Regions from separate parts of the Homo sapiens genome. Here all the other regions are linked to region 3. Evidence: chromatin contacts called from ENCODE Hi-C or POLR2A ChIA-PET data. All regions are on one chromosome and are shown on one strand. Each heading gives the region's core, a stretch centred on a gene start or an enhancer-like site at or near the end of the contact. The rest is flanking DNA. Distances are from core to core; before and after follow the strand shown.

The links. Hi-C counts contacts between places; a loop is a spot of excess contacts on that map. ChIA-PET counts read pairs that join two places held with the same protein, here RNA polymerase II (POLR2A). Pooled maps may share reads with other maps.
Region 1: a loop to region 3 is called in a map with no recorded cell type, with 5 times the contacts of the local background. The contact joins two enhancer-like sites. A Hi-C loop is called at or near these places in 2 of 37 single-sample maps with no recorded cell type and 4 of 50 pooled maps.
Region 2: a map of mammary epithelial cell shows a loop between it and region 3 (4-fold over the local background). The contact joins two enhancer-like sites. A Hi-C loop is called at or near these places in 2 of 168 maps with a recorded cell type or tissue (K562 and mammary epithelial cell) and 4 of 50 pooled maps. POLR2A ChIA-PET finds 5 or more read pairs at or near these places in 1 of 52 experiments (CD4-positive, alpha-beta memory T cell).

What each region holds. Positions count from the first base shown.
Region 1 is chr4:26,130,575-26,133,274 of GRCh38, reverse strand. It overlaps a transcript of RBPJ not described here. Among named protein-coding and RNA genes, the nearest start is that of LINC02357, 61 kb to the right of the region's middle. Within about 2 kb of position 1,419, at least 2 of the 41 ENCODE cell types and tissues checked have a DNase peak (open chromatin) inside an H3K27ac peak, as active enhancers do.
Region 2 is chr4:26,149,858-26,152,557 of GRCh38, reverse strand. LOC105374541 (a long non-coding RNA gene) reads left to right here. Exons shown (of 6, transcript XR_925507.4): 6 at 220-464. It also overlaps a transcript of RBPJ not described here. Among named protein-coding and RNA genes, the nearest start is that of LINC02357, 80 kb to the right of the region's middle. Within about 2 kb of position 1,362, at least 7 of the 41 ENCODE cell types and tissues checked have a DNase peak (open chromatin) inside an H3K27ac peak, as active enhancers do.
Region 3 is chr4:26,411,529-26,414,228 of GRCh38, reverse strand. All of the region lies in intron 3 of RBPJ (recombination signal binding protein for immunoglobulin kappa J region), which reads right to left. Among named protein-coding and RNA genes, the nearest start is that of CCKAR, 78 kb to the left of the region's middle. Within about 2 kb of position 1,333, at least 8 of the 41 ENCODE cell types and tissues checked have a DNase peak (open chromatin) inside an H3K27ac peak, as active enhancers do.

The sequences.
Region 1 (2,700 bases), core at 170-2,669, 280 kb after region 3:
CTGTAAACTGGGGTGATGGAAACACAACGAATTCCCAAAGTCAAGATGAGGGTCCAATGAGCAGACATACGTGAAAACAGTATGTAAAGGGCTGTCTCAGATGATGGCTATTGCTATGACAGTTGACTGGTGCATGTGCAAGGAAATGGTTTGGCCAGAGAGGACACCTGCCTGGGTCACACCGAGGTTTCACCTCAGGGCAGGCACCTCTGGTGGCCTCAAGGTGGAGCTGAAGCTCAGGTGTGACCTGGTTTGGGAAAGACGTAGGAAGGCTCATGGAACCCAAAGGGAGGTGGCTCTTGGCTTTTCTGCCACAAAGGGAGGCAGAGCTACCAATAACAGTACGAAAACCCACCTATGATGGAGCAGGGCCTTAGGGATTTAGAAGCACAGACACGGGCTTTCTGGTTGTTAGGTAAGGACCCTGCCCCCTCTTGCATCAGGGCTGGGATGTGGGGTGGGGGGGTTGAGAAGTAAAGAGTAACAGAAAAGAGGCCCCAGAGAAAGAAGTTGGTTACACCCCAGTGACAGTGGTTTTGTTTTGTTTTGTTTTTGAAGCAGTTTTTGCTCCAAATCTTTACTTTTAGACTGTAGGGCTAAGTCAGTCCTCTGAGGCTATGGCCAGCGAAGACCCAGGGGTTTCCTGGAAGAAAAGGGTATATGAGTCCTGGGGCAGAGAGAGAGGTACAGTGCAGCGGGAGGGCAGGTGGTCCCAGTGGCTCCCAGCTTCCACAGCCAAGGGTGGGGCCTCCCAGAAGCCTCAAACCCACACTCCTGGGCAGACAGCTCTGGAAGGAGCAGGTGCCATGAGCAGCTCTGGGAGGAGCAGGTGCCATGAGCAGCTCTGGAAGGGAGCTCAGGTGGGCACACCTGGGGGTGGCTGAGCCCACCCTAATTAGGCTCAAGGTCCAAGAGATACAATAATTGTCTGATGCTGGGGGAAGAGGGTTCTTACTGAGTTTCTTAAAGTGGGGCCCAAGGGTCCTTGAGTGCCTGCAGGTGAATCTTGGAGTCCACAGAGTCTCTGTGAGAATATTTAAATTTTGTGTTTTCATATGGATGGTGACCTAAAAAAATAGTTAGTCAGTCTAAGCATAGACTGGGTCATATGAATTAGAGACCTTCAAACTTTTTTTTTTTGGCAGCCACCCACAGAAGGAATCCATCTTACACAGTGGCCCAGTTTCCGTCACTGATGTCCATGCACAAATAGAACTGACAGACAGCCAGTCTAGACCAGTCCAGGTGTACCAGTTGTGAAAATACTATAATACTCCAAACCACTTGAGAAATGGCTCTGAGCCTACGTGTCACCACCCTACCCCGCTAATAGTCTTGGTACTTCCTCGGGGATTGCCTTCAACTACCCCCGAAAGCACCCACCAGTGGTGGTGAGGGGAGAGGTGGGATCTATTGGTTTCCTGTGGCTGCTGTAACAAACAACCACAAATGGGGTGGTTTCAAAAACAGAATTCATTCTCTCCCAGCTTGGGAAGCCGCAAGTCTGAAGTCAGTTTCACTGGGTCAAAACCAAGGAGTCAACAGGGCCACCATTCTGTCTTGATCAAATCTCCCTCTGTCTTTCTCTTATAAGGATACCTGTGATTACATTTAGGGCCCACATGGATAATCCAGGAAAATCTATCCATCTCATTGTCCTTACTTTAATCATATCTGCAAAGACACTTTTTGCTTATAAAGCAACATTTGCAGGTTCCAGGGATTAGGACCTGATATCTTTTGGGGTCACTATTTAGCCTATTTCAGTGGGCTTCCACGGACCTTCCCCAGAAGCAATACTGGCATCTGTTTGGATTGGTTATGTGAGTGTGTGTGTCTGTGTGTGTGTGTGTAAAACAATTTTCTGAATACTTATTCTGACACCACGTAATACTTGATATTTTCTCTTTTCTGTAACATTTTTTAAAAAATTGCTTGTAACAGCTTACTAAATTGATCTCATGATGCAGGGATGTGACTGCATAGGGATGTGACCCAGTTTGAAAAACATGGCAACCACCTTGTAACCTAGTAACCTACTAGTGCCACAGCTTCCGCCGCCTGTGCTGTGTTTTTATCACAATGGCACTCAACCTAAATTATCACAGGCTAATGAGAAAAGAACGCAGGGAGCCTCGATATGTAAATGATGCGTTTCTGATAAGCTGAGGCCAGTTGGCATGTTGCACAAATGAAGACTAGACCGTAGCTTGGATGGCAGAAAAAGATGGGAGAATCAATCCTCACGTGGTACATGATGGCACAGGCATGCTAAGCTTAGAAGATCCCAAGCCATCGTGGCCCATGCCACAGTCACATTCCACGCCGAAATGTAATTTTAGCAGTTTCAAACAGCATCATCTGCCACATTAAATTAACACATTAAATTAATGAGGATTTTGTAGTGTTGCTTGTACTCTATTTGTAAGATTCATTTTTAAAAATCATGTGAGAGCTGTAAACCTAAGGATTTTTAAAAACCTGGTTTATATTTGTACATTTTCAGGTGATGAGATAAAAAGAAACATAATTCACATCAACTCTCACAGAGTGACGGTGGTAAAGGAGTGCACAGAATTTTTTTCTTCTCATAGAAAAAGGAGTAGATCATTGAAGTTTAGGAAACACTGTGGTGTTACGGGGAGAGTAATGGGAGTCGTGAATGTGGAAATACAGAGAGAAAATGAGTGAGAAAGAGAA
Region 2 (2,700 bases), core at 113-2,612, 260 kb after region 3:
GTACTTAGCATGGTTTATGCACATAGTAAGCACTTATTAAATGCTGCAGATGAACTATCCTGGCTTTACTATGTACCAGTTATGGGATCTCATGCAAGTTTTCCCATCACAAGGGGCTAGGCCATGCTGCTGTAACAACAATCTGAAAGCATCAGTGGCTTACAACAAAGAGGGTCCATTGCGGATTGACTGAAGCTTGGCTTCTCCCATTCTCTCTAGTGTTCAGGGCGTACCTGGAACATTGCCAGTCTACGTGGTGGATGAAAAAGACAGATGGCAAACCACGTGCTGGAAGACATGTGTCAACTCTGTCTACACGTCACTAGCCAACACAAGTCCCATAGCCACTCCTGAATTCAACAGTGCAGGAGTGGATAGTATTCCTCCAGAGTGGGGTATTGAAAGGAAGAAAATTGTAATGTTTTATCATAGTGTATAATTTGCCAGCTATTTATTCTGAGCCCTACCACTCTGTAAACTTTCTGGCACAACGTAGGCACTTTTGAATGAGAATCTTATTATACTGTCAACTGTTCTAGGGGCCCCTTCTGCTCCCAGTTTGCCATAAAGAGGCGTCAGACCCCAAAAGCCCAATTGTGCCTTATTTAGTTCAACATCTGGAGAGGCTCAGCTGTCCCACATATTTGTTCCTAAATCACTGAGTTGCTCACTGAATTGGCTGCCGACCCACCTTTTCCAGACAGGAGAAGAGGAAAAACTTATTTGCGAAGAAAAAGAGAAGGCTCCTCTTGGCCAGGCCAAGGCCTCCTTTGGAGATGGGCCATAACAAACAGAGATTTGTAATGACTAGGATACCCTAAACCGATAGTAAAATGGAAATCCACAGGATCAACCCAGCAGAGGGACTGGGTAGTCGGAAGGCTGTCATCGGCCGGTGGTGTGACCTCAGACAAACTCCTTTGCAGCTCTGTGCCTCAATTTCTTCCTCTGTAAAAGGGAGGTGGTGGTGGTGGGGACAGTGACTCTCTCAAAGAGCAGAGATGAGAGTAAAATATCATATCCATGACCAAGTCACAAACTATAAACACTATTCCACAACAGTTTAACAAAATGGTTAAATCTAACAAAAATAGGACAGGATATGCAATATATCTGACTTTAACAATAATTTGGTAGTAAATATGGAAGGAGTTGAGGGCCCAAAACACAGAACATATTCCCATTTCTTGGAGATCTTCAGCAGATCACAAAAAAGAGAAAGTTAGATTACTTGGGTGTTCAATTTGCTGGCAACCATTTTATGCTATAATTCAGCATTAGTCATGGCTGACTAATTTTTTTCTCTAGAAAATTAGATGGAGCATGTAAACACAAAGGCACAGCACAGCCTCCTGGAAAAAACCCCAAATGCACTGAGTCTTCGGGCAAGACTGAGGGATCAAAGGCCAGGTGGGCTGCCTGCTCTGCTGCTTCGGTGCCATTTGGTATCATTTCCGTATTTCACTCAGTTGGTGTTGCTCAATTTCCACTCCCTCCATCATCAAAAAGTATTTTTAGAGCCTTTCATTACAGGAAATCTTTGGCGTTGTTCTCAGGGCTGCTCATATAGGGGAACATGTTTTCCATTGTCAGTATATCCGTAAATAAAGACTAGCAAATGCATCTTTACATCTTGGAGGGCACATTTACTCTTGTCTGATGCTGCATGGCATACTGAACCATGGGAGAGGACCAGAGCAAAGATGTGATGAGCTTTCTCACTAGTGTAAACATGGCTCAGGGGTTGACCAAATAGGTGGCTTCCTACAAACATTTCCCTCACCCCATGAGACCGGGGTATGTGCTCCTGCTTTGTGTTCTGTGTCCATCACTGTCCTTGGCCCATTGTGTACCCTATGGACTTAATCATGTAAGTGTTTGCCCTGTACTAGCCACTGTTTTAAGTTCTTTCAGTGTGTTAACTCATGAGACTGTTACAACAATCCCTTTTTTTCGGATGGGAAAACTGAGTCACAGAGAGGTTGAGTAGCTTCCGTAAGGCTGCACAGCTAGGGCTACTCTAAGAATTAAGTGAGTTAATGTCTGCAAAGTGCTTTATGCAGCGCCCAACACACTGTAAGTGCTCTACAAGTGTTTGTTAAGTAGATATGCAGAGTGTAGGCAAAGCCATACTACTAAGGGGCTAAACATGGTTGCACCCAGTGGGGGTGAAAAGGCCTGGTTTCCAGCCTACCACTGTGACTCTGCCCTGAAGTGAGATCTTGGCCATGTTGTTTGGCCCCTCTAGGACCTGTGGTTCTCATCTGTAGGATGCATCTGATGATTAGGTAGGCTTTCTCAGGTCAAAGCATTACTGGTTGTGCAACACGTGATAGGGAATGCAAGCATAGGGAATATCACTAGATAATTTACCATGGACATCCAATTTTTGGAACAGCCTTGGGGATGGGGGCCTGTTTGTGAAATGGAAGAGTTTTTCCTACTGAATTCAGAAATTTATCTGATAAAAAGGAGCTCATTTCAGAGACATGTGTTTCTCTAGAACCTTGTAACCAGAGGCAGTGATAACATCAGAGGTATGGTTCAAGAATGTTACAGTGTGCAGGAGTTTTTAAATGCTAACTGCAATCTCACTGGAGAGGCTAAGAAACGTAAATTCTGCCTCTTGGAGTCTTGGGGCATAGCTGACACTGGAGAAGTTTGGTAAAGCTGGCAAACCTGGAGGAAAAGTCGGGAAGA
Region 3 (2,700 bases), core at 84-2,583:
AGCTGCATTCCAGCTTGGGTTAGAGTGAGACTCTGTCTTAAAAAAAAAAAAATTAGGAATATCCTTTAGTTACCCAAAGAAGTAGTTTCCTTCTCTTCTTTCTTGAAACACACAGCCTCCATTGTCATTCTCACTTCTTGTACTGTTATTAGTACAGAAAATGGCTTACTTTTCTTAATCCTAGTATAAGAAAACCCAGAGCTTAAATGCAATGATAATCAGCCACTAGTGTATATATACCCACTCACACTCACGTGGCTGAACTATGGGCATGCAGGCCTAGTGTTGGTCCCGTCCTCCAATTGTTCAATAGATGACTGAAATCAAATTTTATATGAAATACTGTTTTTTTAAATTTGGCAACTAATTTACACTTATTAACACTCTGTAGGCCAACAACGTGCAGACTAAAAGAAAAAAACTTTATGTGCATATGTGCACACACAAGCAGACACCAGCAGGCTGGATTTGGTGCTCAGGTCTTCCTGAAGGTGGTAGTATCTACTTCTTGTTTGCTTCCCCCTCAGCCTCTACAATATTATCTACTGAACTGACTGAAAATATATTAATGGAACCTACTTTTTGCTCAACCCTAACCAGACTACTTTAGAGGCAATTTACATATGACTTACAAGAAGTAAGCTGGGTTTATTTAATATTCATTAATTCTCCAAATTATTTATTATATCCTGAGTGTGTAACAGATACTGGGGATATAGCAGTAAAAATAAACAAAAAAATTAGACAAAATTCCTCTCCTCATGGAACTTACACTCTAATAGGAGAGAGATAATAAAAACAGATAAATGAGTGAAATAACATGCATATGTACTCCATTAGCTGGTGATAAGTATGGGGAGAAAAAAATAAAGCAGGCAAGGGGTACTTGAAATGGGGACGGCCCAAGGTGGTCAGGAAAAGTTTCCTTAAGAAGGTGACTTTGAGTCACGACCTAAAGCCATGTGGACACCTGGGGCAAGAGCATTTCCACAGAGGAAAGAGCCAGTGCAAAGGTTCTCAGATAGGAAGGACTGTGACCAACAGTGGGGAAACAACCAACAGACCAGAGCGGCTGGAGTACAGAGCAAGAGGGGGATTAACAGGCAGCGAAGCCAGAGGTAGCGGACAAGTAGACCAAGGAGGCCCTACGGATTTAACTGAGGGAGGAGGGAAGTCTCTGTAGTCCTCTCACATTTATCTAATCCAATAGAAAAGAGCAGTTTTCATGCCTGTATACTTACACTGAGGCCAAGGATATAAAGGTCACAGCCAAGTTAGTGGGCCCAGTTCCAGGTCACTCTAAATTTGGAGGGAAGCCTGGATTAGCTGGGCTAGTTTTGGAGTGGGTTCAGTTCAAGTCTACAAAGGGGAGCTTTCTGGCTTCTAATGCTGGGAGCTACCCAATGCTTACTATGGCACAGAGTCAAATACCTAGGTTGGCACACTCTCAGGAGGTTGAGAAGGCATCAATTTTGGAAACACATCTCCTGTTTTTTTTAATTGAACATTGATGTTAAGACTCCTTAGTAAATTGGTGTATCAGCTATAAAACTCAAAAGAGCTGTGTTTTAGTACAGGTTGTGTATTCCTTATCTAAAATGCTTGGGACCAACAGTGTTTTGAATTTTTTTTCCCCAGACCTTGGATTGTTTGCATTTATACTTAGTGGTTGAACATCCCAAATCTAAAATGCTCCAGGCTGGGTGCAGTGACTCATGCCTATAATCCCAGCACTTTGGGAGGCTGAGGCAGGCAGATCACTTGAGGCCAGGAGTTCAAGACCAGACCGGCCAACATAGCAAAACACTGTCTCTACTAAAAGTACAAAAATTAGCCAGGCATGGTGGCGCACGCCTGTAGTCCCAGTTACTCAGGAGGCTGAGGCATGAGAATCGCTTGAACCCAGTAGGTGGGGTTGCAGCGAGCCAAGATAGTGCCACTGTACTCCAGCCTGGATGACAGAGCAAGACTCTTACAGGGTCATGTTGGCACTCGGGGTTTTCAGATTTTGGAGCACTTCGAATTTTTGGATTGGGAATGCGCAACCTATATGCCAAATACAGTAGTCAAATCTCAATGAGTTATCATAAATGGTACTTTTTTTTTTTTTTTTTGAGACGGAGTCTTGCTCTGTCACCCAGGCTGGAGTGCAGTGGCGCGACCTCCACTCACTGAAAGCTCCACCTCCCAGGTTCATGCCATTTTCCTGCCTCAGCCTCCCGAGTAGCTGGGACTACAGGCACCCGCCACCACGCCTGGCTAATTTTTTTTTTTTTTGTATTTTTAGTAGAGATGGGGTTTCACCATGTTAGCCAGGATGGTCTCGATCTCCTGACCTCGTGATCCGCCCGCCTCGGCCTCCCAAAGTGCTGGGATTACAGGCGTGAGCCACCGCGCCTGGCCCATAAATGGTACTTCTTAATTTCACATCTGAAAAATATAAAGAGAGCTAAACTGATAAAAGAATGAGTAGTGCTGGTTTTCTCAAAAGTACTGTGACAAAATGCATGAAATGGTAAAAATCAGGTTGATAAAAAATTCTCTATTCAAAACACTGACCAAGGTTCTATCTTGAAAGTGCTTTCCAATCATGTAATAAATATAAGAAAAATGAAGACTTTTCAATAGTCTGAGTCTTTAAAAAAAAAAAAGTCAACTCTAAATTATTTCAAAAAGCCATGATGGAAGTAGCAAATCCAA